Regions from separate parts of the Homo sapiens genome. Here region 2 is linked to region 1. A link is a loop called in an ENCODE intact Hi-C map of the cell type or tissue named here. Cell type or tissue: heart left ventricle. All regions are shown on one strand. Links, peaks and the distances in the headings refer to the core of each region. The heading gives the core; the rest is flanking DNA. Region 1 holds the start of ALKBH2 (alkB homolog 2, alpha-ketoglutarate dependent dioxygenase). Region 2 overlaps SVOP (SV2 related protein).

What was found. A loop is a pair of places that touch in the nucleus more often than their neighbours do. Peaks named below come from ENCODE experiments on the same cell type or tissue, not always from the same donor. Only the 100,000 strongest peaks of a DNase experiment are listed, where the experiment ranks them.
Region 2: it touches region 1 in a loop (2.3-fold over the local background); 2 of 110 quality-filtered maps call a loop at or near these places.

Annotation. Positions count from the first base shown.
Region 1 is chr12:109,079,369-109,094,462 of GRCh38, reverse strand. USP30 (ubiquitin specific peptidase 30) reads right to left here. Exons shown (of 13, transcript NM_032663.5): 8 at 13,070-13,129; 9 at 12,444-12,530; 10 at 11,720-11,800; 11 at 11,401-11,620; 12 at 9,390-9,510; 13 at 6,440-8,796. The coding sequence ends at 8,532. It overlaps ALKBH2 (alkB homolog 2, alpha-ketoglutarate dependent dioxygenase), which reads left to right and starts at 991. Exons shown (of 4, transcript NM_001145374.2): 1 at 991-1,216; 2 at 1,526-1,956; 3 at 4,256-4,454; 4 at 5,951-6,274. The coding sequence starts at 1,677. The coding sequence ends at 6,257. In heart left ventricle, for the core only: no CTCF peak of the experiment used is centred there; a DNase peak (open chromatin) is centred at 8,614.
Region 2 is chr12:108,926,133-108,941,226 of GRCh38, reverse strand. It overlaps SVOP (SV2 related protein), which reads left to right. Exons shown (of 16, transcript NM_018711.5): 8 at 318-443; 9 at 2,272-2,400; 10 at 3,890-3,963; 11 at 6,956-7,032. It also overlaps the pseudogene RNU6-361P. Among named protein-coding and RNA genes, the nearest start is that of DAO, 54 kb to the right of the region's middle. In heart left ventricle, for the core only: no CTCF peak of the experiment used is centred there; no DNase peak of the experiment used is centred there.

The sequences.
Region 1 (15,094 bases), core at 4,113-12,112:
ATTAAGAGGCTGGAGCAGTTTTATGGAGGGACGGAACTGTCTTAGATCTTGATTGTGGTGGTGATCATACAATATTGTACATTTGTTGAAATCTGTCAAAACAAAGCCTCTGATCTCATGGAGCTTTCGTTCCATTGAGGGGAGACAGAGTAAATAAAAATTAGGAGCCGGTCGTGGTGGCTCACGCCTGTAATCCCAACAATTTGGGAGGCCCAGGTGGGAGGATCACTTGAGCCCAGGAGCTTGAGACCAGCCTGGGCAACATAGCAAGGCCCTATCTCTACTAAAAATAATAAAAAAATTATTTAGGGTGGGGTGGGATGTGCCTGTAGTCCCAGCTACTCCAGAGGCTGAGACGGGAGGATCGCTCTAACCCAGGAGTTCAAGGCTGCAGTGAGCTATGATCATGCCATTGCATTCCAGCTTGGGCAACAGAGTGAGATCCTGTCTCAAAAAAACAAAACAAACAAGAACAACATCAAAAAACAAGAAAACAAAGAAAAACGAGCAATAATGGAACCAACATTTATTTAGAGGACAGAGCATTTCTCATGCATCCTGTCATCTCCTCAGGCGCTCTCATGACATAGGTGCTGTAGTCCGCACTTCACAGATGAGGCAACTTAACCCCAGAGAGGTTAAGTGACCTGTGGGAGGCCACACAGCCAGGGCGGAGGAGACAGAAACAGAATCCACGATATCCGACTGCAGAACTCCTGCTCCCACTCGTGACAATATACTGGTGGCCCAACGCCCTTTCCGGACACCAAAGTAACCCTCACTGAGAAGTGACGCCAAGCCACAGTTCTCACCCCAGCCGTGATTCTCGACAGTGGCCCAACAGGTGATCAACGGGAAAGCGGCAGTGCTTGCCACACACGGGAGGCCAGCAGGTGGCACCAGGGGGCCGCCCGGCTGCTCTCTTTGCGCCCTAGCCTGCCGTAGTTCCCAGCGTGCTCCGGAAGTGACGCGACCGATTCGCTGGGGCGCGTCTTTCCCACCACGAGGCCACCAGGGTGACTGCGGGATTCCGATCTGCGCCGGAGCTGCGATGCTAGAGCACTCTTGCCACCCCCACCCCACGGACGTGTTGCAGTGATATCAGAATTTTGCGTGCGGTTTACCCGTGTTTAACCTCTTTGCGTCTCGCTTCTGAATCGTATCCACTTGAGCATCACTAGACTGATCTATTTTAACACTGGTGGGGGGCAGCGAGGTCAGTTATGGGTCCTTCCTCCTTAAAGGGGTGGACAGTTGACTTTGGGCAAACCTCTTCGCCTCTGTGGGCAACAGTTTCCCCTTCTGCAAAATGAGGGTTTGGATTGTAGTTTCTAAGTTTAGCTGTGGCGTGCGAATTCCCAGGAGGTAGTTCTTTAAAAATTCAGGTGCTCAGGCGTGGAGTGCAGACCTCTGGGTTTTTGCAAGCTAGCCAGCTGATTCTGATGCACAGGTGGACGTGGGAGACCCTGGATCAGATTGTCCCTAGGGTCCCTTCCGGCTTTAACATCTTCTGTTTCCTTTCTAGGACATGGTTTTAAACTTTAAAATGAAAATGTGAAACTAGGAATGTTGCTGTGAGACCCCTTGGACAAACAGATTTTTGCACTGGGGATAGAACTTGAGCAATTTCTGTCTTGGCCTCGCCACTGACGTCCCTTCTTTCCTGTGGGGACAGGATGGACAGATTCCTGGTGAAAGGGGCTCAAGGGGGCCTTTTGAGGAAGCAGGAGGAGCAAGAGCCAACTGGAGAAGAGCCAGCTGTGTTGGGAGGAGACAAAGAAAGCACAAGGAAGAGGCCCAGGAGAGAGGCCCCAGGGAATGGAGGCCACTCAGCAGGCCCTAGCTGGCGGCACATTCGGGCTGAGGGCCTGGACTGCAGTTACACAGTCCTGTTTGGCAAAGCTGAGGCAGATGAGATTTTCCAAGAGTTGGAGAAAGAAGTAGAATATTTTACAGGTAAGCAGAGGGGTGTGTGTGTGTGTGTGTGTGCATTGAGGGCTTGTTTGGTGCAATTAATGATCGTATGTTTGGAGAAATCTGAACTCAGGATCCATTATTTACTGATGGGTTCACTAATGGATTCATCCAATATTCTCTGAGCACCTCTGGGCTAAGCCCCTTAGGTGCTTGGGACATAAACTTGAAAGAAACTGGATTGCCTGTCTACTAGGAGCTGACAGATGACTCGAGTGAATCTCTCCTTGGCTACTGATGAGTATCTTCTGGGAAAGTTTACAAAACAAAGTAAAAAAACGTGCTGGGTTCTACTGCAGAGCACTTCAATCAGAATCGCTCCGAGTGCAGGCTGACCACTTGTTTGTTTAAAAAGCTTCCAGGTGATTCTCATGGGCAGTCAGGGTTTGAGAATCACTGGTCTCATAGGAGAGATGGCAAATAACCAGGTAATTTCTCCACACCAGTGGTTCTCAGCATCACCTGGTGGACTTGCTGTTGGCAGGACTTGGATTGCTGGACCCTACCCCTGTGGTTTAGTTTAGTTTCTAAGGAGAGTCCAGGTGCTGCTGGTCTGGGGAGCACATGTTGAGAACCACACCTCTATCCTGTAATGAGGACACAAGGATCTGGCAGAGAGGCATAGAAAAGCCCACAGGAAGCTAGGCGTGGTGGCTCGCGCCTGTAATCCCAGCACTTTGGGAGCCCGAGACGGGCGAATCACTTGAGGTCAGGAGTTCGAGACCAGCTTGGCCAATATGGTGAAACCCTATCTCTACTAAAATACAACAACAACAACAAAAAATGAGCTGTGCGTAGTGGTGCATGCCTGTAGTCCCAGCTACTTGAGAGGCTGAGGCAGGACAATCACTTGAAACCGGGAGGCAGAGGTTGCAGTGAGCCGAGATCGCACCACTGCACTCCAGCCTGGGCAACAGAGTGAGACTGTGTCTCAAAACAAAACAAAACAAAAAACGAAAGCCCACAGGCCAGGCACGGTGGTACACACCTGTAATCCCAGCTACTCTGGAGGCTGAGGCAGGAGGATCACTTGAGGCCAGGAGTTCAAGTCCAGCCTGGGCAACATAGTGAGACCCCCTCGTCACTTTATTCTTTTATGCTTTGAGACAGGGTCTCGCTCTGTCACCTAGGCTGGAGGGCAGGGGCACGATCTTGGCTCACTGCAGCCTCGTCCGCCTGGGCTCAAGTGATTCTCCCACCTCAGCATCCTAAGTAACTGGGACCACAGATGTACACCACCAAGCCTGGATAATTTTTAAATTATCTGTAGGTCTCACTGTGTTACCCAGGCTGTTAATTGAACTCCTGGCCTTGAGTGATCCTCGCCTTGGCCTCCCAAAGTGCTGGGATTGCAAGCATGAGCCAGCGCGCCTGGCTCACCATCTCTTTAAAAAAAGAAATGCCCACAAGAGACCCCAGCAGTGTGAGCCCCATCTTTCATGGGGTCACATGCCCTTAGTCCCTACAGTTGACAAGCTATCCTAGCCTGTAAACTAACTTTATCGTGTTCCAATTTCAGCCTCTTTATTCTGCCCTTACTGTAGTTAAGGCAGTTAAGTTACAGTGTTCACTAAAAAAATGGCCCAGGACCATGTTTCTCTCCTTGTAGAACAAGAGTCACTGTTCTTACATGAACATTTGGGGCAGTTGGCTTGGTGCAGTGGTGCACACCTATAATCCCAGACTTTGGGAGACTGAGGTGGGCGGACCACTTGAGCCCAGGAGTTCAAGACCAGTCTAGGCAACATGATAAAACCCTGTGTCTTACAAAAAAATACAAAAAAAGTTAGCCGGGCATGGTGGCATGCCCCTGTGGTCCCAGCTACTCAGGAGGCTGAGGCAGGAGGGCTGCTGGAGCCCTGGAGGTGGAGGTTGCAGTGAGCTTACAAAAAAGTTAGCCAGGCATGGTGGCACGCCCCTGTGGTCCCAGCTATTCAGGAGGCTGATGCGGGAGGATTGCTGGAGCACGGGAGGTGGAGGTTGAAGTGCGCTGAGATTGTGCTACTGTACTCCAGCCTGGGTGACACAGGGAGACCCTGTCTCAAAGAAAACAAAACAAAAAGAAAATTTGGGGCAAGCCAAAATGATGATTGAAGAGGGGTTTAAATTGCATGGAATGACGGGGAAATGTTATTCCTTACTTCCCTTTCAATCTTGAATACCCAGGGAGCATGTATGTGGGGCACTGGATTTCTGGTGATGGCAGTGCGGGTTGGGGGGGGCATCTGGATTTCTAGATGGGGGTCAGGTAGAAAGGAACTGCCATGTTTCCTCTGCACAGGAGCACTGGCCAGAGTCCAGGTATTCGGGAAGTGGCACAGTGTGCCCAGGAAGCAGGCAACGTATGGCGACGCTGGGCTGACCTACACATTTTCAGGCCTCACGCTGTCTCCAAAGCCCTGGATCCCAGTTCTAGAGCGCATCCGGGATCACGTCTCTGGGGTGACTGGACAGACCTTCAACTTTGTGCTCATCAACAGGTGACACCCTGTTTAGTGGACTCAATGTTACAAGTCTTCTGTCTCCTCCAAAAGGAAGTGTTTAGGGTTCCACCCTATTTGGTTCATTGGTACAAATCATTTCTTAGTACACTGGGGCTCTAAGAGTGGAATAGCGCCAGCACTCGGTCTTCCTGGATCCTGGAGCTCATCCCGGAGTAGGAAGTGAGAGGTGATTAACTCCTGAACAAACAGCTGAATGAGATAATTTCTTCTTCTCTTTTTCTTTCTTTTTTTTTTTTGAGACAGGGTTTTTCTATGTTGCCCAGGCTTGGTCTCAAACTGCTAGGCTCAAGCGATCCTCCCACCTCAGCCTCCCAAAGTGCTGGGATTACAGGCGTGAACGACTATGCCTGACCCTAGACGATTTCAGACAGTGATAACCATCTTGCAAAAAATTAAACAGGCCGATTTGACTGAGAATGGCTGAGAGGTTTGCGATTAGGGCAAGGTTTCTCAACGGCAGCACTGCAGACATTTTGGGCCCAGTCATTCGTTGTTGTTGGGGCTGACCTGTGCCTTGCAGGATGTTGAGCAGATCCCTGGCCTCCATCCACTAGATTGCAAGTAGTGTCCCCCACCCCCCAATACCTGTCCCCTGGGGCAGAATCACCCTGGTGGAGAACCCTGGGTGGGTTTAAGGGAAGGTCACTTCAGATGGGGTGGTTAGAGGAGGGCTGAGGCAGTGCGTTTGAGCTGATAACTAAATGGAGAGTGCCAGCCACAGACATCTGGAGGGAGAGCAGAGGGACTCTGGAGTGTCTGTGAAGCAAAAATGCTGCAGGATGGCCGGAAAGCAGTGAATGAGGGAAAGAAGGGGATGGCATGAGCTCAGCAGTGGGCAGGGGCCGGGCTATGCAGAGTATGGCCTTTGAGTGCAGGGCAAAATCATGTGATAAAGGTTTACATAGACTGGCCAGGGGAACTACAGTAAGACGTGATTTTGGCTTTGGGTGTCTTCAGTTTTAAAGCACATGAACTGGCCGGACGTGGTGACTCATGCCTGTAATCCCAACACTTTGGGAGGCCAAGGAGAGTGAATTGCTTGAGCCCGAGTTTGAGACCAGCCTGGGTAACATGGTGAAACTGTTTCTGCAAAAGAAAAGAAATTAGCTAGGTGGGGTGGTGCATACCTATAGTCCCAGCTACTTGGGAGGCTGAAGTGGGAGAATCACTTGAGCCCAGGAGGCCGAGGCTGCAGTGAGCTATGATTGTGCCACTGCACTTCAGCCTGGGTGACAGAGCGAGACCCTCTCAAAAATAATAATAAATAAGTCACATGAACAAATACGTCAACAGACCTCTTCAGCGTTGGCTTATCTTAGAGCCCACTGTGGACCTCAAGCCCTCGCAGAAACAACGGCAGGTACAGCCATGCAGAGTGCTGTTTCACACTGTGAGGAAAACGAGGGCTGGCGGTGCTGGTGAGTTTCAGGAGAGGGTTGTTTTTATGCACTGTGTTTGTTTTCTCATTGCAGGTATAAAGATGGCTGTGACCACATCGGGGAGCACCGAGATGATGAAAGAGAACTGGCCCCTGGGAGCCCCATTGCCTCTGTCTCCTTCGGTGCCTGCAGAGACTTTGTCTTCCGGCATAAGGATTCCCGTGGGAAAAGCCCCTCCAGGAGGGTGGCGGTGGTCAGGCTGCCGCTGGCCCACGGGAGCTTACTAATGATGAACCACCCGACCAACACGCACTGGTACCACAGTCTTCCCGTGAGAAAGAAGGTTCTGGCTCCACGGGTGAATCTGACTTTTCGTAAAATTTTGCTTACTAAAAAATAAAAACATTTTTAACAGTTTTTCTCTTTTCTCTTTCCCTCTCGACTCTAAGAGGGAGCTGGCATTTCCCTTACCAACAGGGAACACAGAAAGGTTTAAAGCGTAGGGCTTGTTATGTAACAATGCAGAATTCAGAAAGATGATGTTTGTAACAGATCAGTGTATTACAAAAGAACACCAGGTGATTTTTTTCTAACAAAATGATTATTTTATTGCTATAATACACAGCAGATACAAAAGTACCTTTAGCAAATACATAAATCAGCAGTTATTATGGCAAAACTACTAGTTTAACTTAGGTTTTTCCCAAAAGAAGCTACTTACTTTGAAAATAAAACTAGAAATCAGATTATTGGGCTGCTACTTAATGCATAATAATTTACAAAATGAAGAAGTCAGGTTAAAAGGCTTTGCACAGCTATTGTTCACATTTACAGCCTTGGCTCAAACCCTGGTCTCTGACCAAAGAAAGATCTGCTTATAACCATATATTCCAAGGCTCAGCCCCTTTTCTCTATCTTTCTTTGATGGTAGATTTCAGAGTAAGCAGTGGCAGAACAGCAATTACTTAAAGCTACAGCTTTGCAGTACACTTTAAGGTCACATGATTGGGCATTTGTTCCACCAGACTTGGGTAAAACAAGTGTGTTCATTTCAACATCAAAGTCAAGGTCTGCATCGGGTGAGTGCAGGACGGACCGTACAGTTCAAGCTGCCCCTTGCACCCTGACGCCCAGAGCCTGGAGAGCCTGCACAGAATATTCTGTTGAGAGTGAGTTACTGAGTCCTCAGGGTGCAGCCTGGGCCCAGCAGAAGAGTGATCACCTGGGCTTCCTGCACTGTGAGCTGCTGCCAAGGCACTGTTTGGTGTGTCTGCCAGCTCACCCCCAGCAGAGGAAGTGCGGTCTTAGCCTTACCTCAGATGACCTTTTGGAAAGGTCTGATTCCAAATCTTACCTCTGATGAGTCGGTTTGAATTTGGTATCCATTTTTCTAAATTAAAAATATAGCTTAAAACATAGGTACTACTGTGTCATCAAAATTCCTTTGGCCCTGGGCTGCATTCAGAGACTTACCTGAAAAGGGAAGAAAGTGCTCAATATATACTTTTTGTATTAGGCTATTGGAAATGAATAAATTCAGAATATGGACCTAGAGCAACATGACAATACTAGATGCCAGCTGTAGTTATATGTTTTTTAAAAAGTCAAAAGCTGCTTTCTCCTTTTCGTGAAAAGGGCTGAACTTTGGTGGTCATCAAATCTAACCCTTCACTTCACAAATGAGGAAACTGAGGTTCAGAGAGACTGCAGCCCCATAGTCAGCCCTTCCTTCCTAAGCCAGGTGTCAACTCAGGGCAGGGATTATTTTTTTATACAGCCCCAAGCTCCCACCTGTAAACCTTAAGAGCTCTGCATGGGCAATAAATAAACAGATGAAAGTAACCGTCCACAGTGGATCCTTGTGTAAGAAAAAGTTTTCCACAGAGCAGAGGAATCAGGTGTTGCAAAGATCCAGCTCAGTTCTGGCTATTCACAGAGTTTTATAATACAGTGTAATTACATCTCAGTCCAATATACAAAAGATAAAAGCAACAAGTAAGCTCTTCACTTATAACTGACAAAGTAGTGAAAGAGTTTCCCCAGGGGGCAGATTTGGCAGATGAGCCTTTACTCCATAGAAAGAATTGAAAGATTAGAAAAGGCATAGAAAAAGGAAGGTGTTCTTTAGGCATCATTTACCTGTTCTCTTGCTATCCTTTGAGTAGCCTGGAAGGAATATTTCACAATGGACGTGCTACAAAAGCAATCGAAAGTGAAAGGCACTTTTTCTTCTAAATTGTTGCCTTTAATAATTTCATTAATTCTTGTCAACAATTTTTATGGGCCTGCTTATTAAAAATAAAAGATCTAAGTGGAAACGTTGATTAGACAAAGGTACCTCCCCTCTGAGAACACCTAACATTACAATATGAAAACGGTGGCTTCAAGAATCTGAGTTCTTTTAATTACCTGTATCAGATGAGTAAAAAGACACTCCGGACATAATGAATGCTTTCTTAACACAACAGAACCACCTACACACATGAACAGGACTGTTCAGGGAGCCTGGTTTGGTGTGAACTGGGGCTGGCTCCCAGGTGGAGCCTGCTCTTAGAACACACCAGAAGGCTGGAAGGCTCTAGTGGGGCCGCTTGCACACGCAACAGTACAGTTTTACTTTTTTCCTGGACAGTGCAGACAGTGCCATCAGCTCTAGCCTTGCAGGAGGGCACAGTCATTCTTCAGACTTGCACTCCTGGCTCTGGTGCTGCATCCTGGAAAGGACGCGCTCGTAGAACAGCAGGTAGGCGCTGGAGGACAGGACCTCCTGCAGGCTGGCCTTGCGGACAGTGTCATCGGAGACCCACAGCCACTGATTGCTAGTTGAGAGAGGGTTCCTGGCAGAAGGTGGGGACCGTCGGTAAGTGACAAAGTGTCCAGAGTGCATGTCTCCATGGTGGACGACAACTGCCATCAGCCGGAAGAGGTATGTGGAGGAGCTGAATGATACGAACACATGTCAGGGGTTTACAATTTTAACAAAAAGACTTTATAGGCAAAAACAAAAGAATGCTAATGTTAAATAGGGGATGAATACAATGGTAAGTCCATACCACCAAATGCTACACAACTATTAAAATACAGATCTGTATTTACTGGCATGGCAAGATGTACATTCTATGAGTATATGTATATTGTGTATATGTGGATGTTTGTATCAATGAGTGTATGTGTTTATGTACACTATATGTATGTGTGATGTACAACTTTATAGAGTGCATGACCCTAAGTGTTTAATTGGCTATCTCTAGATGGTATCCCAAGAAATTTTAAATTTTCTTTATATTTTATACATACACACATATATACACACATACATATGCATATGTAAATTTTATGTACTTTAAAAATTTTTAATTTAAAAGTTATTTCCATTTTGGACAAAAATAAATAGGAATGTGTAATCGTGAAACTTCACCTTAAAATGAAAAATAAACATCTATATTTTCCTTAATTCATTTCTGTGAAAAGCTAATTTTAGAAGCTAAGAGCAGTGGTAGCTCTAAGATGGGGCTTGTAAAGGGTGGCTCACCTGTAGTCGGGAACAACTGGGAGAGGGAAGGGCATCGGCGCTGACAGCGTTGGCAATAAAGATGGGGAGCAGGCGCCATTCATAAAAATCTGTGTTTTGGGGGCCCCTGGCTGATTCAGAACTGCAAGAGAAAAAGGCCCGAGTCAATGAAAATTAGCAGTGGCTCTGTAAACAAAACCTGGTTTTGATTACCTTGAAAGTTAACTCCCCATAATGCTACAAAGAAAAAAATCTATTTCATTTGGTATTATATAGATTCATAAAATAATCTGCCCTTTATCCTTAATCTCAAATAGGGATAATCTGTCTTAATCCCAAATAGGAAAAGTGTATCTAGCTCCAGCTTTACGGCTAGCCTGGGATCTTTGAGCTTCCTAGCCCTGTTTGCTAATGCCATGTATCAAAGTTAATCAGTAGCTAATTTACTGGCTTTTGACCTAAACCAAGGTTTCTCAACAGCAGCACCATGATGGTTTTGGCTGGATCATTCTTTGTTGCGGGGGCTGTCCTGTGCATTAGAGGATGTTGAACAGCATCCCTGGCCTCTACCCACTAGACACCAGTAGCACCCCTCCCCCAGTAGTGATAACCAAAAATGTTACCAGACACTGCCCAATGTCCCTTGGGAGGCAAAACTCCTCCAAGTTGAGAACCACTGATCTAAGCATTCTATTTGCTTTAATTCTGTCAGCTTCTAAGGAATACCAACGTGTAATAGCATTCATACATGTTTATGGGTAGACAACATAATTAAGGCCATATTTACATGTCTTTTCCTTTCAAGTGTCATTTTTGGGGGCTGTTATGTACCAAGTAGTTTCCTGATGACATTTTTTGTGTGTGTTTTAGACAGGATCTTGCTCTGTTGCCCAGGCTGGAGCACAGTGGTGTGATCACAGCTCACTGCAGCCTCAAACATCTGGGTTCAGGCAATCCTCCCACCTCAATCTCCCAAAGTGCTGGGATTGCAGGTGTGAGCCACCACGAGTGGCCCTACTGCTGGCATCTTTAACCACAGCCAGCATGCTCTCAACATTAGTAAACCTGCACCCCAGCCCAGGAGATGGGGAAGCTGGGGTGCAGAGGTCTTTGATTTAAAACCAGGGCCAAGGACTGAACCAGAGTCTGTCCCCTACCTCATCTCTTTTCGATGTTAATCTAGTGACTTGATGAGAAAGAGGAAAACACAATCTCCCTGACATGATGAGGTGTCGGGCCATGCAACTGTGGTCATAAAAAGAACAAAAGGAGTAAGGGACCCTAAATAGGAAAGTATGGGGTGTGAGACAATCCTGACCTAACTGGGGGCAGCAGACAGGTGGTGAGTTCAGGCTGTGAGCCCTTCAAGTGAGTGGGTTTTCCTCATGTCTAACTCTAAAGAACTCAGTGTGTCACATGAGACACCTTTAGAAAATGGCCCAACATGGCATTCTAGGGCCAGTTCTCCTGTGTGGTGTTTGCCCTTGGACCAATCATTCAACCCCGTGGAGCCTCCATGTTCTTATCAGTAAGACCGGCGATAATAGCTACCCGGCTTAAATGAGACCTCAGCTGAGGGCAGTAATGGAATCAGATACATAATTCAGTACAGAAGGCATTTCAACCCCCAGAAGAGGCTCAGTGATCTTTAGCCAGGACATGTCCTCCCTACATTTCCTCTACTGACAGGAAATGACATGACCGAAAAAAGAAATTCACTGGAATGATGTGAGCCAATGATTATATCATTTAGCGGAAAAATTAGAAGGCAAAGCTGCAATTTTAAGCGTTTCTCTCTGTACTTTTTCATCTGTAATATGGTTTCAAAAACGATACATCTCACTGCTACATAATTTTAACCTCTTCTAAGAAATCTTCCCTCTTCCACCCCCAATCCTGCTGTTCTCAAGAGTTTAAGCACCATTGTACAAGCCTTGTGCTCCTGTCATAAGGGACCCAGAAGGTGGTGATGCCAAACTGCTTTTCTCTGTGCTGAAAATTCCTGCTGCATCGGCTCCTCGCGCGCACACACCTGGTGTGGGGGCTCCCGGCCCATCCTGCAGCTCCAGTGTAGGCCCTGGGTTCTTGTTCAGTTTAGGGTTGTGTTGACTAGGTTTATGTCCAAGGAGGTGGTACTTGTAAATGTCCATCATCAGGAACTCATTGAACTGCACGTGCTCATGCCGCTTCAGAGGCGTGCCGTGGCTGGACCAGCTCAGCCGCTGTAGGTGGATGCAGAGACACTGAGGGAGCTGCGGGTGGAAGAGAAATCGGGAGAACCGAGTTGTTTCAGGGGCAGGATACACGGAGTCCTCAAAACAAAGCCAACAGGGTGTGTAGTGTGGGCTCACCTTCCCTAGTTTTAACTGTTTAACAAAAGTGGTCCTCTGGTGTTCCACCTTTTCCCCGTTCAACGTTCCCTTGGCTTCAATCTGAAATAAAAGGAACATTTCTCTGCAGCAATGCCTAAAATAGGACAGCTTTGGAGTGCTGCAGACCACAGTGGTGTTATAGCGGCACACAATTGGCACTTGACTGCTACCTGCTGAAATGAACCCAGCTGCCCAGTTATTTGTGAATTGTTTTCCCTGATCCCTCTTAGTCATTAAATAACAGAAACAGTGGAGGGAAGAGAATGTGAAGAGCGAACACTGATGCTCTGACACTGGCATGTCATCTATTAATTGTTCTCTGTCTTCAAAAATTCTGTTCCATACAGTTCCTCTTGAGTCAGAGGGGAAAACTCAAGTTACTTAGGGGAGTCAGGCAGGTAGCACAGGTTAAAAGGAAGGGTGTAAAACAAATGGGATTGGAGGCAACTGCAGCAAACTGGAGAGGGCATTTCTCATCTCAGCGTGACAGTTTATTCTTTAAACACTGTGCATGAAACAAAACTCATCTGGGAAAGAGATTTGGTCCATGAGCTGCCAATGTCCAAACCAAATTAGGGAGAAGTAGAAGTGGCTGAAAAGACCCACTGGATACAGTCAGAAGAGCTCAGGGTCACTGGTGTGAGAGGCGCTACATCAGCACACACAGGCCAGCTGGCGATGACATTTGGGGTTCAATGCATACCTTTGTACAGTTGTCACACACAACATCCCGCACTGATTCTGATGAGATGAAGTGGTGAAGGCAGTGGTCCAGGGTCAATGGGTGACCCTACAGCATGAGAAGAAGAAAATTACTACAATTCAAAGGACAGCTATACTGAAACTGTTAGCAGATGGCAGTGTGAAGACCAGAGCTTTATTTTGATGTATGCAGGCAATAAAGTTTTATAGTCACAACTGGATGTTTCCTGGACAAACATGGGGCTCAAAGCACCCTAGACTGCTACTACGGACAGATTCTAGAGCATGAGGATGTAACTGCACGAACTTGTGGACTTCCACGCTGTTTTAGGTATCTTTCAATCTGAGGTTAATGTCTGTGTGTGTGTGTGTGTGTGTGTGTGTGTGTGTGTGTGTGCGCGCATGCGTGCGTGTGTATTCAAAAAGCCAAAATTTCTGGAGCAAAAGAAAAACGATTCATTTTCCTCTCTCCCATAATCATGCCACCATATGAAAGTTAAGAGAGGGTTCAACCAACCATGTATCTGAATTACACATAGTGCCTGAGCCACATAAAATGCCTCAAAGCCCTTTCAGATTGAAATGTTTCTGAAACAGACTCCAAATAAACCATAAATCAGTACATACCCATGTGGCGGCTGGAATACTTAGTGAAAGGCTATCAAAGGTATCAAATCGAACAGGACTCTGAAAGAAATATTGCAGAAAATCCAGAAACGATTTAGGCTTAGTTCAAAGTTTTAAAGATGCAAGATATGTGACTATGAAACAGTTTAATATTGAGATGCCCAACATTAACACAGTAAAATATAATGTACTTAGAATAAAATTCTATTAAAACATATTAAAACAACCTTGTACACATAAGAGGTACAATAATACTAAAGAATCGCTTGGAACAACTGAAAGATTAAATATCTGACCCAGCAATAATTTTGGGATTTTTAAGGAAATAACCATGGGCATAACTACAAGAATATTCATCAACATTATTTGTAATAGCAAAAATTTGAATACAGTCAGCATCACTTAACAATGGGGATACAGTCTGAGAAATGCATCCTTAGGTGATGTCATCATTGTGTAAACATCGCAGAGCGCGCTTACAAGAACCTAGATGGTGCAGCCTACTACACACCTAGGCTATACTGTCTAGCTACTACTCCTAGGCTACCAACCTGTATAACATGTTACCGTACTGAATGCTGTAAGCAACTGTAACACAGTGGGCAGTACTTGTGTATCTAAAAACAGAAAAGGTACCGTACCAATAAAGTATTATAATCTTACGGGACCACCATCATATATGTGGTTTGTCATTGACCAAAACATCATTATATAGCACATGACTGTAGTTGGAAGTTCTAGCAAATGGTTTAATAAATTATATGGCATGTCCACAGAATGAAACACTATGTTAAACAAAATGTAGAAGAACATATGATCATGTGGAAAGATGTTCATGTTAGATTATTCATTGCAAAAAAGGAGACGATGAAGTAGGGTGAGAGAGTTCCTGCTTTTGGTGATGGCAGAGGTGCTTGGGTAGATTGGCCCTCCTTGAGATAACAATTGTAAAGTTTGCAACAAAACAAAACCGTTTGAATGAACGGAGAGCTACCAAAAGCAGGCAGAAATGGAAAAGAAGTCAACTGTTGGAAAAACAGAACTCTGTGGGCGAGATTTGTGTGTTTGTGGCTTTTTTTCCTGGTTGATGTGGTGCTGGGTGGCGAAAAGCAGCATCCTACAGGATTGAGTGGTCAGACGACAGAGTTCAAGAATCAGGGCTGGTGGAGAGACCAGGGGAAATGCCAGGAAGAAAGGAGACACAGAGGGGATGAGCCCCAAAGTTTATACCTAAACTCTGTTCAATTCCAGGGCTGATCCCTGAACCACACGTGCACAGGGGGAAACTCCAGGGAGCCTGGCAAAAAGTAGCAGCTGGAAGCTAAAAAAACTGAGCAGAGATTTTGCTGCCCAATGTAGGGGAGACAGAGTTGAGTTTGAGCCCAGCCAGGTTAACTGCAGGCCAGAAGAAAATTAATTTTTCTTCATAGATATGTAACAGAATCCCTACTCTCTATGTCTCTATTATGATGTTAAGCATACAATAAAAAATTACCAAACATAAAATACAAAGAAGTCAGCACACGAGGACCTCACAGATGTATCATAAATATGCTCAAGGATGTAAAGGAAAATATACAGTGACAGTGAATGAACAAATTGAGAATCTCAGAACAATGGAAACTATTAAAAAGAAGGCAATGGAAATTCTATAACTAAAAACAACAGTGATTACGATGAAAAATTTGTTGCATAGGCAAACAGAGATTGGAGATGAAAAAAGAATCAGGCCAGGTATGGTGGCTCACACCTGTAATCCCAACACTTTGGGAGGCTGAAGTGTAAGGATCACTTGAGCCCAGGAGTTCAGGACCAACCTGAGCAACACAGTGAGACCCTGTCTCTACAAAAAATAAAAAAAAATTAGCTGGGTGTGGTGGCACACACCTGTAGTCCCAGCTGCTCAGGGGGCTAAGGTGGGAGGATAACTTGAGCCTGGGAGGTTGAGGCTGCAGTGAGCTATGATCACATTATTGCAATCCAGCCTCGGTGACAGAGCTAAGACCCCTGTCACAAAAAAAAAAA
Region 2 (15,094 bases), core at 2,279-10,278, 150 kb after region 1:
AGAACCAGTGTGTTCACTACCAATTTGACATCACGTAATATTGGTCACATTGATCTCCTTAACCAAAGCTGCCACATTGCTCAGCTCCAGCAGGTGCCATGCAAATATTATACAGTGTATAATGGTACCCTTGTGAGCTGGGCAACATGGCAGCCCTGGCCCAACCATATAGACCACAGGGAAAGTGTGGCTATTCTAACCTTACTGACTCCGATGACCCCTTACCCACAGAGATACCCTTGTCCACAATGCCCCCATAATTCCTCTCTGTATGGACCATGCTACCCCCACCACTGACCCTGATTCTCCTGTGCCAGGTATTCTGGGCCATCGGGACAGTGTTCGAGGTCGTCCTGGCTGTGTTCGTGATGCCCAGCCTGGGCTGGCGTTGGCTGCTCATCCTCTCAGCTGTCCCGCTCCTCCTCTTTGCCGTGCTGTGTTTCGTAGGTATCCTTTAAGAGATTTCACCTTTTGCTGTCTGACATCTTACTGTCCACTCTATTTTGGTGGGGAGGGGATAGGGAAGGATACCAAAGCCACCTTTCAAGATTATTTTTTTTAAATCAGGAAATGAGACAAGGGAGCTATGGCCTGGGGTAGCCCCAGTATGGAGTGTTAGATTTCCTCCAGACAGACACTTCTGGGATGTTTTCTGGGGAGATAACTGGGGATGGGAGGATACATTGGCCCCATCATTGCAAAATCTACACTTAAAGTGATTGTATTGCACTAGTTGAGACTCTTAAGTTTCAAATGACAGAAACCCAATTCAAACTGGCTTGAGTAAAAGAGAGGGATAAATACATTTCAGAGGATTAAGTCAGACTTCAGGCATGGCTGGCTCCAGGAGTTTAAATGATCTCTTCATCTCATCTGTGCATAAACCACACCCTCTACTGAGATCTTGCCACATACTCATCATTTCATGGGCACATGCTTGAAACACTTTACAGCCAGTAGGCACTAAAATAAGCCTAGAGATGGGTAGTTCTCATGTACGGTAAATACCACAAAAATTCCTGGTAATGATAATAAGTATTAATAATTATTAAGCTTAACTGTGTGGCAGGCTCTGTGCTCCATGCATTATCATATTTATTCCTCCCAATAATCACAGGACTATAATGAACCCCTATATTAGTCAGGGTGATACCAGCTGCTGAAACAAATAAAGCCCACAAGTTCAGTAACAGCACGATAGGAGCTTCTCTCTCACTAACACAATAGTTCAGAATGACTTTTCTGGTTGGCAAGTGGAATTCTGGGCCCAGTTTTTGTCCAGCTGGTGGCTCTGCCATCCTCTAGGGCTTTGAAGTCTTCTACATACAGACAACAGACTTGCAAAAGGCAAGTGGAGACTGCACAGTCACTTCTTAAATACCTTGGCCAGGAATAGTCTGCTCATATGCCATTGGTGAACACAAGTCACTTGGTCCCACCTAGATGCAAAGGGAGCTGGGAAATGTAGTCCCTGTCTGGGCAGCCACATCTAAGGACAACTTTGCGCTATGAAAAAGGAAACAGAATGTTGGTGGGCATTTGCACTCTCTGCTATATCCTCTTTTTATTGATGAGAAAACTGAAGCCCAGAGGGGCTAATTGACTTGTTAAAGGGCCTACAGCAAGTAGACAAAAGAACTCTAAATCAGATCTTCTAACTCCTAGTCTTTTCTCCAGTATACCTGCTGTTTCAAACAGCTGTTGCTCCATTTTTACAGAAATGTATGTATGTAGTCATTTGGGGTTGGGACTTCCATTGGCCTAAAAATCTTTCTGATTTCTTTCTTTCTCTTGAACTGAGTTTGCAAGATGATGCTGAATACAGGTGAGGTGTAATTCCTTGAACAATGGGGGTGAGATTTCTGACAGTGATCTTAATTTAATTCAGCCCTCACCTGGAACTCTGAAAACAGCCCCAAATAATAGTAATAGCAACCGTGACAATAATAATAACTGCATTAACCCATACCAGGCACTGCACTAGGCACCTTGCCTGTATTATCCTGTTTAATCCTCTTAAGAGCCCTAAGAGGTAGGATCTCTTATCATTCACATTTTATGGAGAAGGAAATGAAAGCACAGAGAAGTCAAGTAATTGTACAGGGTCACACAACCAACATAATAAATGGTGGGGCCAGGATTTGAAGTCAGCTCTCTGGCTCCAGAGCCCCCACTCTTAAAGACCCCACATGCAACACTGTGTGGCTAGAAGCGAGTGCTCTGTTCCACCCTAACCAGCCACGCCTGGGTTTCCTGTCTCCCCCATCCCAGTGGCTGCCTGAAAGTGCAAGGTATGATGTGCTGTCAGGGAACCAGGAAAAGGCAATCGCCACCTTAAAGAGGATAGCAACTGAAAACGGAGCTCCCATGCCGCTGGGGAAACTCATCATCTCCAGACAGGTCAGTGCCTGGACCAATAGACTCTGCAATGTGCGTATCGGGGTGCATGCAGGGGAGTGTGTGCATATGGAGTAGGGCATGCATGCGAGGACACATGTGGGTATGTGTACCCAAGGTGGGGTGTGTGCGTGCACATGGAGCAGATGAGGGCCCAGTAGACAGGACCTGCAAGGGTAATTTGGCAACTCCAATCTGTATTTTCACTTCCAAGTTCTAAAAATGCTTCCTGGAGAATTTCACCAGTGATTAGAGAAAAGTAACCTCTGCTAATGGGTCCTGTAACTGCTCCTGCTTTGGTTTCGCCTTTCAGCACAGATGAAGTCTGACTAGCGAATGAGACTGATTGGCAAAAGCTGTGCAATAAAACCATATCAGGAAGGAGTGTGCTTAGATCTAGGGGATCAAACCGCACCCTGTGTAGGTGTTCTTAATGAATGGTGCCTCACTCCGCTGGTAACACCATCAGGGAGTCCACCACGGTGAAACTTAATGAGCACCTAGTATATGTAGGCACCAGCATTGCACACATGGGGAGAAAAGATTCGGATTTAAGGCTGCAGTCCCTGCCCTCAAGAACCATCCAAGCCGATTGAAGAAACATGACAAATACCTTAAGCAGACATCAGATCCTATAAAGAAATTACCTTTTAAAATAAAGTTATATTTCTGATTCTTTTTATATTATGCAAGAAGAACTGAATGGCATTTCACCAAGTTGGAAGGAGGTGTTTGGTCTGACAACATAGAGTCCAGGGGACCTGCCCCAAATCTACAGGGGCAGAGCAGGATGGATTCCTCAAGAGGTGCAGAAGCCTATTTGGTTGCCTTTGGGGAGAGATCCCTTCCATGGATGAGGGAAAGCCAGGCTGGTCTCGAACTCCTGGCTTCAAGTGATCAACCTGCCCCGGCCTCCCAAAGTGCTGGGATTACAGGCACGAACCACCACACCTGGCCATAGCATATATTTTTTAAAGAACATCGTAAAGCAAAGTTTGATAAATTTGTGAATTATGTAAAATTGGCCAATCGGTCATTTAGCTAATCAATCTTTTGGTAAATTGGCCTTTGGTGAATTAGTTTCTCAGCACATTAACTGTTGCCACCTAGACCTAGAACTGGGGAAGGCACATGTGTGTGTGTGAAATGGCTGGACATGCTTTGGACTGGTTTTCTGCTTGCTGTGTCCTTGGATCTGTGCTGAGGTCTGAGGGGCCAGGAAGGAGGGATCTGCTTCCCAAGTCCAGGTTTCCAGGTTGGAGGGCGTGAGATCCATCCTGTGGGGATCATGCCCCTGGACATGGCTGGGTTCTGGCTGGAGGGGCTGGGAGGCTGCGTCCTGTAGATTTGAGACCTGGGTTCTCAGAGCTCCAGTGTCCTACTTACTAGAAACCTTCCTCCCAGCCTGGTGTGCACTAGTCTCAGGCCACCAGCCCATCTCCCGTGCATCTGTAGGGGAGAGAATAAACACTATGTCCTTGTTTTGAAACAGGAAGACCGAGGCAAAATGAGGGACCTTTTCACACCCCATTTTAGATGGACAACTTTGCTGCTGTGGTTTATATGGTAAGAGCTGTTTGTTGACCACTTTGACCCCTTTCCACTCCCTGTGCCCTGTTTTGGGTTTTGTTTTAATGCAATGGACAGATAGCACTTTGATTTCAGGCAGCGTTTGCAAATTTCAGTAGTTCGAACATCATCCTCCTGATTTCCGTCATATCCAGGTTATCATCTGTACGTACTATCATTTCCTTCATCTTTTTCTTTAACTTGACTGCTTTTAATCACCGTGCAGGCTGGAGTGCAGTGGCGCTCTCCTAGCTTACTGCAGCCTTGAACTCCTGAACTCAAGCAATCCTCCCTCCTCAGCCTCCCCAAATTCTGGGATTACAGTTGTAAGCCGCTGAACCAGGCTTATAACTCTACTTTAAAAGAAAACACCTTAATTGCAAGTCACAGATAGAAGGCACTCTTAAAGAGAAATATCAGCAAAAGTAACTAGACGGAGGTTTGCAGAGGCAGTGAGCCTCTGTATTTAAGAGATAAGAAGGCTGGCTGGGCATGGTGGCTCATGCCCATAATCCCAACACTTTGGTAAGGTCAAGGTGGGAATATCTCTCGAGGCCAGCAGTTTGAGACCAGGCTGGGCAACACGGTAAAACCCTGTCTCTACAAAAAATGTTTAAATTAGCTGGGTGTGGAGGCATGCACCTGTGGTCCCAGCTACTCAGGAGGCTGAGGTGGGAGGATCACTTGAGCCCAGGAGGTTGAGGCTGCAATGAGCTGTGATCATGCCACTGTACTCCAGCCTGGGCAACAGAGTGAGACCCTGTCTCAAAACAAAAAGAGATGGGAGAGGGGAGGTGTTAAGGACTCATTAGCACATAAGTGAGACTGGGATATAATTTAAAAGGATTGAAAGGATTGAAAGTAAACTTAAAAAGTAATTTTTCTTTCACAATACGATTAAATATTTCTGCTATATGGGCTGGTGTGGTGTCTCATGCCTGTAATCCCAGCACTGTGGGAGGCTGAGGCAGGTGGATCACCTGAGGTCAGGAGTTCGAGATCAGCCTGGCCAACATGGCATAATCCTATCTCTACTAAAATACAAAAATTAGCCAGGCATGGTGGTGGGCACCTGTAGTCCCAGCTACTTGGGAGGCTGGGGGATGAGAACCACTTGAACCCGGGAGACAGAAGCTGCAGTGAGCCGACATTGCTCCCCTGCACTCCAGCCTGGGCAACAGAGTGAGACTCTGTCTCAAAAATACATGTGTGTGTGTGTGTGTGTGTGTGTGTGTGTATTTATACTATGTCAGTGTCTTCCCTGTAGCCCACATTGCCCCTTGGGTACCACAGGGGTGGCATGTGGCACGTATTTTGGGAACCACTGATTTGGTCAACATGGGCATCCTTTTAAGTTCCAGTTCTGATCCTGTTGGACTTTTTCTTAAATAATACCCATGGAAGGGAGTGGAGACAGAAGGTGTGGGTTGGGGGTGGTATTTGGAGAGTGTAATCACCTTAAACTCCACAATGAATTGGAGCTGCAGTCATCTTTCAAGTCTCTTTGCACCAATTCATGTACACAGCATTAATAGTGAACAAAATTGGCCTGGCTTAAGGCTTTATGTTCTATTTTAACCAGTTCTCATTTTTCTATTCACCATTTAGCAAAGGTGCTAATTAACAGGGAAGTGTCCCCAAGGTGGTCAATTACAGGGAAGAGGAGAAAAAAGCTTTGATAATATACAGAACGGACTCTAGCTCTGCCCCGAATTCCTAAGAGCTCAATTAACTCAGTGAGCCTGCAGAATTTTTTAAAAGGATGGTGGGGCATCAGAGTTGAGAATACCCACCTTTGAGCACATGTAATTTGGTTGGGCCAACGCTCCTTGAATACTGAAGCAATTAATTAGAGACTAATTTTAGTGCATTATGAAAGCCACTACATTTGCTTGCACACATTGAAACCTAAGGAAATGAATCACTGGCTTCTGATTATGACTGAGTTTTCATATAACTATTCTACTGGATGAGAAGGTTCCGGTCTTGCAAACTTGAGTATTCTAATTTCTGGGTCAGCCAGGAATTAATAAACGGTGTCATTCTGCTCTGAAATTCGAAAATCACATGTCCAAGTTGACGCAATTGACCCAGAGCCCTAAAAGATATTAATGGGGCTGTTTTCTTCCAGAGGTTGGTCCCATTTTTCCCCTATTGCCAGTTGGGTAGACAGCCTTGGAGGTGTTGTGTCTCTTGTATAGCATAGTTCTGTTACCAGAAAGGTGTCCTGATTCAGACCCCAAGAGAGGGTTTTTGGATTTCATGCAAGAAATAATTCAAGACCAGTCTATAGAGTAATGTGAAAGCAACTTTATTAAGAAAGTAAAGGAATAAAAGAATGGCTGCTCCATAGGCAGAGCAGCCCCAAGGGCTCCTGGTTGCCCATTTTTATGGTTATTTCTTGGTGATGTGCTAAACAAGAGGTGGATTATTCATGCCTTCCCTTTTTAGACCATATAGGGTAACTTCCTGAAGTTGCCATGGCATTTGTAAACTGTAACGGCACTGGTGGGAGTGTAGCAGTGAGGATGACCAGAGGTCACTCTCATCGCCATCTTGGTTTTGGTGGATTCATAGCTGGCTTCTTTACTGCAACCTGCTTTATCAGCAAGGTCTTTATGATCTGTATCTTGGCCGACCTCCTATCTTATCCTGTGACTTAAAATGCGTAACCATCTGGGAATGCAGCCCAGTAGGTCTCAGCCTTCATTTACCCAACCCCTATTCAAGATGGAGGTGCTCTGGTTCAAACACCTCTGACAGTTCTTGGTCTTTCAAAGGACACAGGATCACTTCCCTTTGATCATATCGTGATGCTTTTTTACCTACCATCTTCTTGCTCAAGGTCCCCAGTAAAGCCCCCAAAATCCCAGTGAAGCCCAAAGACTGGTCCCTGCTGCTGTAGACATTGGCCCTTCCCAAGGGGGTAGGGAAAGGGGACTGGTGTTCCTCTGATCATTTCTTTACCTTTCTTGCTTTCTCCTGGCAGGTTTTCCAATGCATTCTCTTACTACGGGTTAGTTCTACTCACCACAGAACTCTTCCAGGCAGGAGATGTCTGCGGCAGTGAGTATCTTGGTTGTCTTTGCCAGCTAACTACTCCCACACCCTCGGCACATACACAGTCATGCACACACTCCCACCCCAGGCTCTGCCCTTAAGGGATTGGCCTTGTACTACTTCTGTGGTTTCCAAGACACTCTGTAGAAACCTGGACAGTCTTGTCGCGATGGAGCTAATCTTAGAGGAGCCACATCTTATGTCAGGGTTTGGGCTCTGAAGTTCGCACTGTTAAAACATAAACCAAGGCACATTAAAGAAAAACAGAGGTAATTTTGAAGAGTTTATCTGAGCGGACAGCGATTTATGAATCAGTAGAAAAGAGCTGAAGAAAACAGAAACAGGGAACAAAAAGCAGGTGGGTTGTTTCAAAGTGACTTTCCTTATTGGATTAAAACAGAGCAGATTTTCTTGTCAGCCAGCTCAGGTAAACTAGGCCCCTTCACATGGTTTGCTGTGAATCTTCCTTTTCAAAATTATTATTATTAAATTTATTATTATTATTTTTTTATTTTTTATTTTTGACGGAGTCTTGCTCTGTCGCCCAGGCTGGAGTGCAGTGGCTTGATCTCAGCTCACTGCAGCCTCCGCTTCCTGGGTTCAAGCAATCCTCCTGCCTCAGCCTCCCAAGTAGCTGGGATTACAGGTGGCACCACCATGTCTGGCTAATTTTTGTATTTTTTTTAGTAAAGATGGTGTTTTGCAGTGTTGGCCAGGCAGGTCTCAAACTCCTGACCTCAGATGATCTGACTGCCTTGGACTTCCAAAGTGCTGGGATTACAGGTGTGAGCCACTGTGCCTGGCCTATTATTATTATTATTTTTGAGACAAGGTCTCATTCTTTCACCCAGGGTGGAGTGCAGTGGCACAGTCATGGCTCACTGCAGCCTCCACCTCCTGGGCTCAAGAGATCTTCCTACTTCAGCCCCCAAAGTAGCTGGGACTACAGGTGCAAAAAGAAATAGCATGTTAGTTAAATTTACTTATTTATTTATTTATTCACAGAAAAGAGGCTGAAAAGTTGCAGGCCAGGCGTGGTGGCTCGTGCATGTAGTCCCAGCACTTTAGGAGGCCGAGGCAGGTAGGCTGAGGCCAGGAGTTAGAGACCAGCCTGGCCAACATGACAAAACCCCGTCTACACTATAAGTACAAAAATTAGCTGGTTGCGGTGGTATGTGCTTGTAATCCCAGCTACTCAGGAGGCTAAGCCAGGAGAATCGCTTGGACTCAGCAGGTGGGGGTTGCAGTGAGCAGAGATTGCACCACTGCACTCCAGCCTAGGCGACAGAGTGAGATTCCATTTCAAAAACGAAAAAAAAAGAATTATATTTGGGAGTAAAATATTTTGATTTCCCTCAGGGTCTGCTGTCTGTTGAGTGATGTTCTACTAGAGTCAAGTTGGAATTTGGTATCTGATTGCCACGAAGAGTCTGTTTTGTCGGTCTTACGATCTTTGTTTTAATGTTAATGCTGGTCAGCTGTGCCTAAACTCCAAGAGGGAGGGGGTATAAGAAGGAGGTATGTCTGAACCTCCTTCCCATCATGGCCGGAATTCAGTTTTTCAGGTTTCTCTGGGGTCCCCTTGGCCAAGAAGGGATTCGTTCAGTAGATTGGGAGCTTAGGATTTCATTTTTGGTTTGCAGTTAAGTTACTCTTAACTGATTTCAGTTTGCTCGCCTAGGACCCCACAACACTGGAGCTGTCTCAGACTAATGGCCTCTCAGTTAATTTTTTCTAATAGCATTACTTTTTCTTTTTTTTGAGACAGGGTCTTGCTCTGTTACCCAGGCTGGAGAGCAGTGGTGTGATCATAGCTCACTGCAGCCTTGATCTCCTGGGCCTAATAGTATTTTAAGGTGAAAATGTAATATAGGTTAAAATTATGGCTGGGTATGGTGTCTCACACCCATAATCCTAGCGGTTTGGGAGGAAGAGGCAGGAGGATCACTTGAGGCCAGGAGTTCAAGAACAGCCTGGACAACATGGCAAGACCCTGTCTCTACAAAAAATTTAAAAAATTAGCTGGGCATGGTGGTGTGTGCCTGTAGTCCTAGCTACTAGCTGGGAGGCTGAGGCAGAAGGGCTGCCTGAGCCCATGAGTTCCAGGCTGCCGTGAGCCATGATTGTGCCTCGGCAATCCAGCCTGGGTGAGAGCGAGACTCTGTGTGTGTAAAAAAAATAAAAATAAAAAAATAAAATTATCATCGCAAATCCCCTAAAGAGCCCTCACGAAGTATAGTACTCAGAGCTTTATGGATATGATCCTGAGCAATAATTCTAATGTGCACATTAAGTTTGAGGACCAAGTTGGCTCTCCACCACGGCCACATAACAGACTCACCCGGGAAGCATTTTTTTTTTTTTTTTTGAGACGGAGTCTCGCTCAGTCGCCAGGCTGGAGTGCAGTGGCGCAATCTCGGCTCACTGCAAGCTCCACCTCCCGGGTTCAAGTTATTCTCCTGCCTCAGCCTCCCGAGTAGCTGGGACTACAGGCGACCGCCATCACGCCCAGCTAATTTTTTGTATTTTTTAGTAGAGACGGGGTTTCACCATGTTGGCCAGGATGGTCTCAATCTCTTGACCTCGTGATCCACCCACCTCGGCCTCCCGAGGTGCTGGGATTACAGGCGTGAGCCACCATGCAGAGCCGGGAAGCTTTTAAACAGTGCCCAGACCCATTTAATCAGGACTTGGGAGAGCAGGTGGAGCTCAAGCATTAGTAAGTTTTAAAAGCTCTCCATGTGATTCTATTGTGCAGCTGGAGGTGGGAACCTCTGGACAAAAAGAAACAAATGCAAAGAAAAGTCTATATGCTTTTTTATGCCTGTGCTTTTAAGCCATTCTGACTTTTAAGATAACACTAAATTCTCAGCATTGAACTCAGGTTAGAGGATAAAAGAATCAAGTTCCTGCTTGTGTTCGGGGTTTGCCCAATTATCTTTTATATTAGGCCTCTATAATCATAGTTAATAGTTTTGTTTATTGGTATAAGGATTGAGTGAGGTAGTGGAGTCCCATCTCACTGTGGGGGTGTGGGAGAGTCTGTGTTAAATGCTCTGCTGATGTGCTTTGATTGTAGAGTCAATCACAGGGTTTGGTATTGACTGAGCACAGATTGCCTCTCCTAAGAGTAGAATGCTTAAGCTAAGCATCCTAATGCTTAAACTAAGGATTCAGGGGAATGTCGTAAAACAGGGGTTAGCAATCTTTTTCTATAAAAGGTCAGGTAGTAAATATTTTAGGATTTGCAGGCCACATAACTCTGTTGTTTGTAGCAGCACAACAGTGGACGGCATATTGTTAAATTAAGTCCAGCCTAAAGCTGCCTCCTTGCATATTTTAAGTTCAGCCTAAAGTTTCTCCATACATAGTGAGCTGTATGAACTGTAACCTAACTGGATGTGTGAACAGACTGTAATCTACTCTTGTGCCAATCGCTGATTTCCGCCACTCAAAAGCAGTCAACTCACCAGGCGTAGTGGCTCATGCCTGTAATCCCAGGACTTTGGGAGCCGAGGTGGGAGGATCACCTGAGGTCAGGAGTTCAGGACCAGCCTGGCCAACACGGCGAAACCCCATCTCTACTAAAAATACAAAAATTAGCTGAGTGTGGTGGCACATGCCTATAATCCCAGCTACTCAGGAAGCTGAGGCAGAATTGCTTGAACTGGGGAGGCTGAGGCTGCAGTGAGCCGAGAAGACGCCACTGCACTCCAGCCTGGGCAACAAAGCGAGATTCTCTCTAAAAAAAAAAAAAAAAAAAAAGCAATCAACTGTTCAAACTCTATTCAAATAAGGCAAACACTGAGCTGTAACCAGTCCAGCAATTTCTGTATCTCACTTCCGTCTTCTGTTACTTTCCTGTTTCTGTCCATAAACCTTTAAACACTTGGCAGTACCAGTCTGTCTCTGACCCTATTCTGGCTTGGGGGCTGCCTGATTCACGATTTACTGTTTGTTCAATTAAACTCTGTTACATTTAATTTGTCCAAGGTCTTTCTTTTAACAATATAAATGAACAAGCATTGCTTGTGTTTCCATGCAAATTTGAATTTTGGGTCATTTTTATGCCTCATTATTTCCTCTTCTTTTAATTTCTAAAAATCATTCGAAAAAAACATTTTTAGCACATAGGTCAGGCAAAAAACAGGCAAGGGACCAGATTTGGTCAGAGTTTGCCAACCCCTGTTGAAAAGCTCTCTCTTATACCTGGGTGGGAAAGTAAAACTGTAGAACAAGCCCACAGCTGGAAATTAGGAGACCTGGGTTCCAGCACCAAGTACCTGTGTCACTTTGGGCAAGTCATTTACTTAGTATGTATTTTCTACACGCCAGGTACTGGTCTATGTGTCAGTGTCCAAAAAAGCCAGAGCTGGACAGAAGTGAAAGCAGTGAAGGAAAATTTCATTTAGTAACAATTGCAATAGGAGGAGAGAGACCTCAGTATAGAACTGGGCTCCTTTCTGTATACGCAAGTATTCAAAGTGGGGATTTATAGCCAGGGAGCAGGGTGGGGGAGTCAGTGGATGGAAAATTACTAAGAGGAAATGTCAAGGATAAGATGGTTTCTGGTTAAACCGACTTGATAGGATTATTGCTGGGCCAGGCTCATACTCGTAATCCCAGCACCTTGGGAGGCAAAAGTGGGAGGATTGCTTATGCTCAGGAGTTCAAGACCAGCCTGGGCAACATAGTGAGACCCCATTTCTACAAAATGTAGAAAAAATTCGCATGCCTGTGGTCCCAGCTACTCAGGAGGCTGAGGCAGGAGGATTGTCTGGGCCTGGGGAAGTCAAAGCTGCAGTGAGGTGTGATCACACCATTGCATTCCAGCCTGGGCAACAGAGCGAGGCCCTGTCTCTAAAAATATAACTAGCTAACTAACTAACTAACTAACTAAATAAATAAATATTTAAAAAGGACTATTGCTGAAGGCAAGTATAGGGGAGGAAGCATATCTTTCCTTCTATTCATCCTGGTTTTATGACTGAGGCCCCTATAACAAAAGACAGATTAAGAAAAGCATATGAACGTATTTCATCTAAGTTTGATGTGGCATAGGAGCCTTCATAAGGAAAGGAAGACCTGGAGAAATGGTTAAGCCTGAGTATCTTTGTGCCAGATTTGATGAACAGTGGAGAGTCGTAGAGAAATATGACAGGACGAAGAGTGTGACCTAGTGGTAACAAACTGGGGGAAAGTCAGCAAGGCCTGTTCAGATTCTTTTCTGTCCCTGTGTCTTTGGAGATAAGGATTTTCTTTTTCTCTGGGTATAGGCAGGGCACCTCTCACCTGAGGGTTTTATGATTTGCTTCAAAATAAAGTCATAAAATGGCCGGGCATGGTGGTTCATGCCTGTAATCCCAGCACTCTGAGAGGCTGACGCGGGCAGATTGCTTGAACTCAGGAGTTCGAGACCAGCCTGGGCAATATGGTGAAACCCTGTCTCTATCAAAACTACAAAAACTGAGCCGAGTGTGGTGGCGTGCATCTGTGTTCCCAGCTACTTGGGAGGCTGAACTGGGAGGATCGCTTGAGCCTGAGAAGCGGAGCTTGCTGTGAGACGAGATTGTACCACTGCATTCCAGCCTGGGTGACAGAGTGAGGTTCTGTCTCAAAAAAAAAAAAAAAATCAGAAAATCCGTCTGGGTTTTATGACCTGCTTCAGGGGTGAGGGGCAAAGGAAGGTCAGAGGCCCCTTCTCCACATGCTGTTTCTCCAATTATTTTGACTTAAAATATTCAAAATGCCAAGGTGCCATATTTGAGGGTTGGCATGTCCTGAACCCCATCACAGGCCAGGGTGATAAGAAATCAAGGGTGGGGGGTGAGGAATTGGATCAAAAATATCAAAGGTGTGCATTTTCGCTAGACTGATTCAGCAGTATCTTGTCAAAACTAGACAGAGCCCAAGGGTGAGGATGAAATTTTAAAAAGACTCAGAGGAGCCTGACAAAAGTTTGGTTAAAATGGTGGGGGTCAGGGGGGTGTGGGGGTTGGCTGCGCATGGTGGCTCACACCTGTAATCCCAGCACTTTGGGAGGCTGAGGCAGGTGGACCACTTGAGGTCAGGAGTTTGAGACCAGCCTGGCCAAAATGGTGAAACTCATCTCTACTAAAATACAAAAAGTAGCCAGGCATGATGGCATGTGCCTGTAATCCCAGCTACTCGGGAGGCCAAGTCAGGAGAATTGCTTGAACCCAGGAGGCGGAGGTTGCAGTGAGCCAATATAGCACCACTGCTTTCCAACCTGGGCGATGGTATGAGACTCTCTCTCAAAAAAAAAAAAAAAAGAGTTTTTTGTCAGCTGAGCATGGTGGCTCATGCCTTTAATCCCAGCACTTTGGGAGGCTGAGGCAGGTGAATCACTTGAGCTCAGGAGTTCAAGACCAGCCTGGGCAAATGGTAAGACCCCATCTCTATAAAAAGTACAAAAAAGTAGCCTGACTTGGTGTGCCTGTGGTCCCAGCTACTCAGGAGGCTGAAGTGGGAGGATCACTTGAGCCTGCAGGTGTGGAGGGTTGCAGTGAGCGAAGATTGTGCCACTGCACAATCCTGCTCCAGCCTGGGCAACAGAGTGAGAGCCTCTTTCAAAAAAAAAAAAAAAAAAAGAGAGAGAGAGAGTCTTTGTCATTAGAATACGTCAGTGAATTCTAATTACAAAAGACAAATATTTCTGCCCTGTGGGCTTATATTTGGGGGGAAGGGGAGACAATAGCATGATGAGAAATTATATAGTATATTACAAGGTGATAGATGAGTTAAAGGAAAAATTTTAAACAAAAGGTAAAATCATGCCTCTCGTACAAATATAAAATTAATACATGACAGACTTCAATTAACTCATTAATTAATAAATGAATCAGTTAAGAATTACTTAAAGTCTGAGTGTGACCTATTTGCAAGCTGACAAGTTAGCCTTTCACAGCTCCCACAGGTGCTAGCAGAGGACACAACACTCCTGGGTCAGAGACAAAGGACCATATTACTCATAGCAATTGCAGTAGCCAGAGTATCGGCATTTTCCTACACCAGTTCCTCAAGCCCCCAATCCCCCAGGGTAACATGAAGAGGGGCAGGCAATACCAACAAAAGTATTGAGTTGTGTAACAAGAGAAGATCCCTGAGCTTAGGGAACCCCAACCTTTTATACTAGACAGTAAGCATGCCTGTCCTTTGCTCTGGAGAGAGACATTTTATCTTCGAAAGCCATAAGCAAACTACTATTTGAGCCAAGGGGAGACATTCTCTTTCTTCCAAGGCTGTTTGCTAAACAAATATCCTTGAAAATATAGTCCAGAACAAAGGTAGTCAGCGCATCTACTCAAAACATGCAGAAATGTCAGAGACCCAAAGAGAATTGTCTACTAACACAAATAAGAGGGTACAACTGGTTCAAAGGAGAAGTCAAAGCAAACACATATACAGGCAATCAGAAATGCTGAAGTGAATTTACAATTAGAGGCAAAACTGGTCAATATGTATAGGGCAGTCAACTGCATCACCACCAGGCACTATTTGCATTTCTATGTATTAATACTAGAATCATTTACATTACTATCATTTTTCTACAACATAGCTCAAAGACAATGACAGGTGAAGGTAACCTATAAAGGTACAACTACAAGACATTTTTGCCCATTTCAAAGTCTTTCACACATGCTTACTTCAGCAGCACATATACTAAAATTAGAACAATACAGAGAAAATTAGCATGGACTCTGCACAAGGATTCCATGCAAATTGATGAAGCATGCCATATTTCTGTGGATTGGGTTAAGAAAATATGGTACCAGTACACCATGAAATACTACACAGCCATAAAAAAGAACAAAATCATGTCCTTTGCAGCAGCATGGAGGCAGCTGGAGGCCATTACCCTAAGCAAATTAGCACAAGAACAGAAAACCAAATACGACATGTTCTTACTTATAAGTGGGAGCTAAACATTGGGTACTCATGAACATAAAGATGGCAACAAGCCCAGGTGTGGTGGCTCACACCTGTAATACCAGCAATTGGGAGGGCGAGGAGGGAGGATTGCTTGAGGCTAGGAGTTCGAGACCAA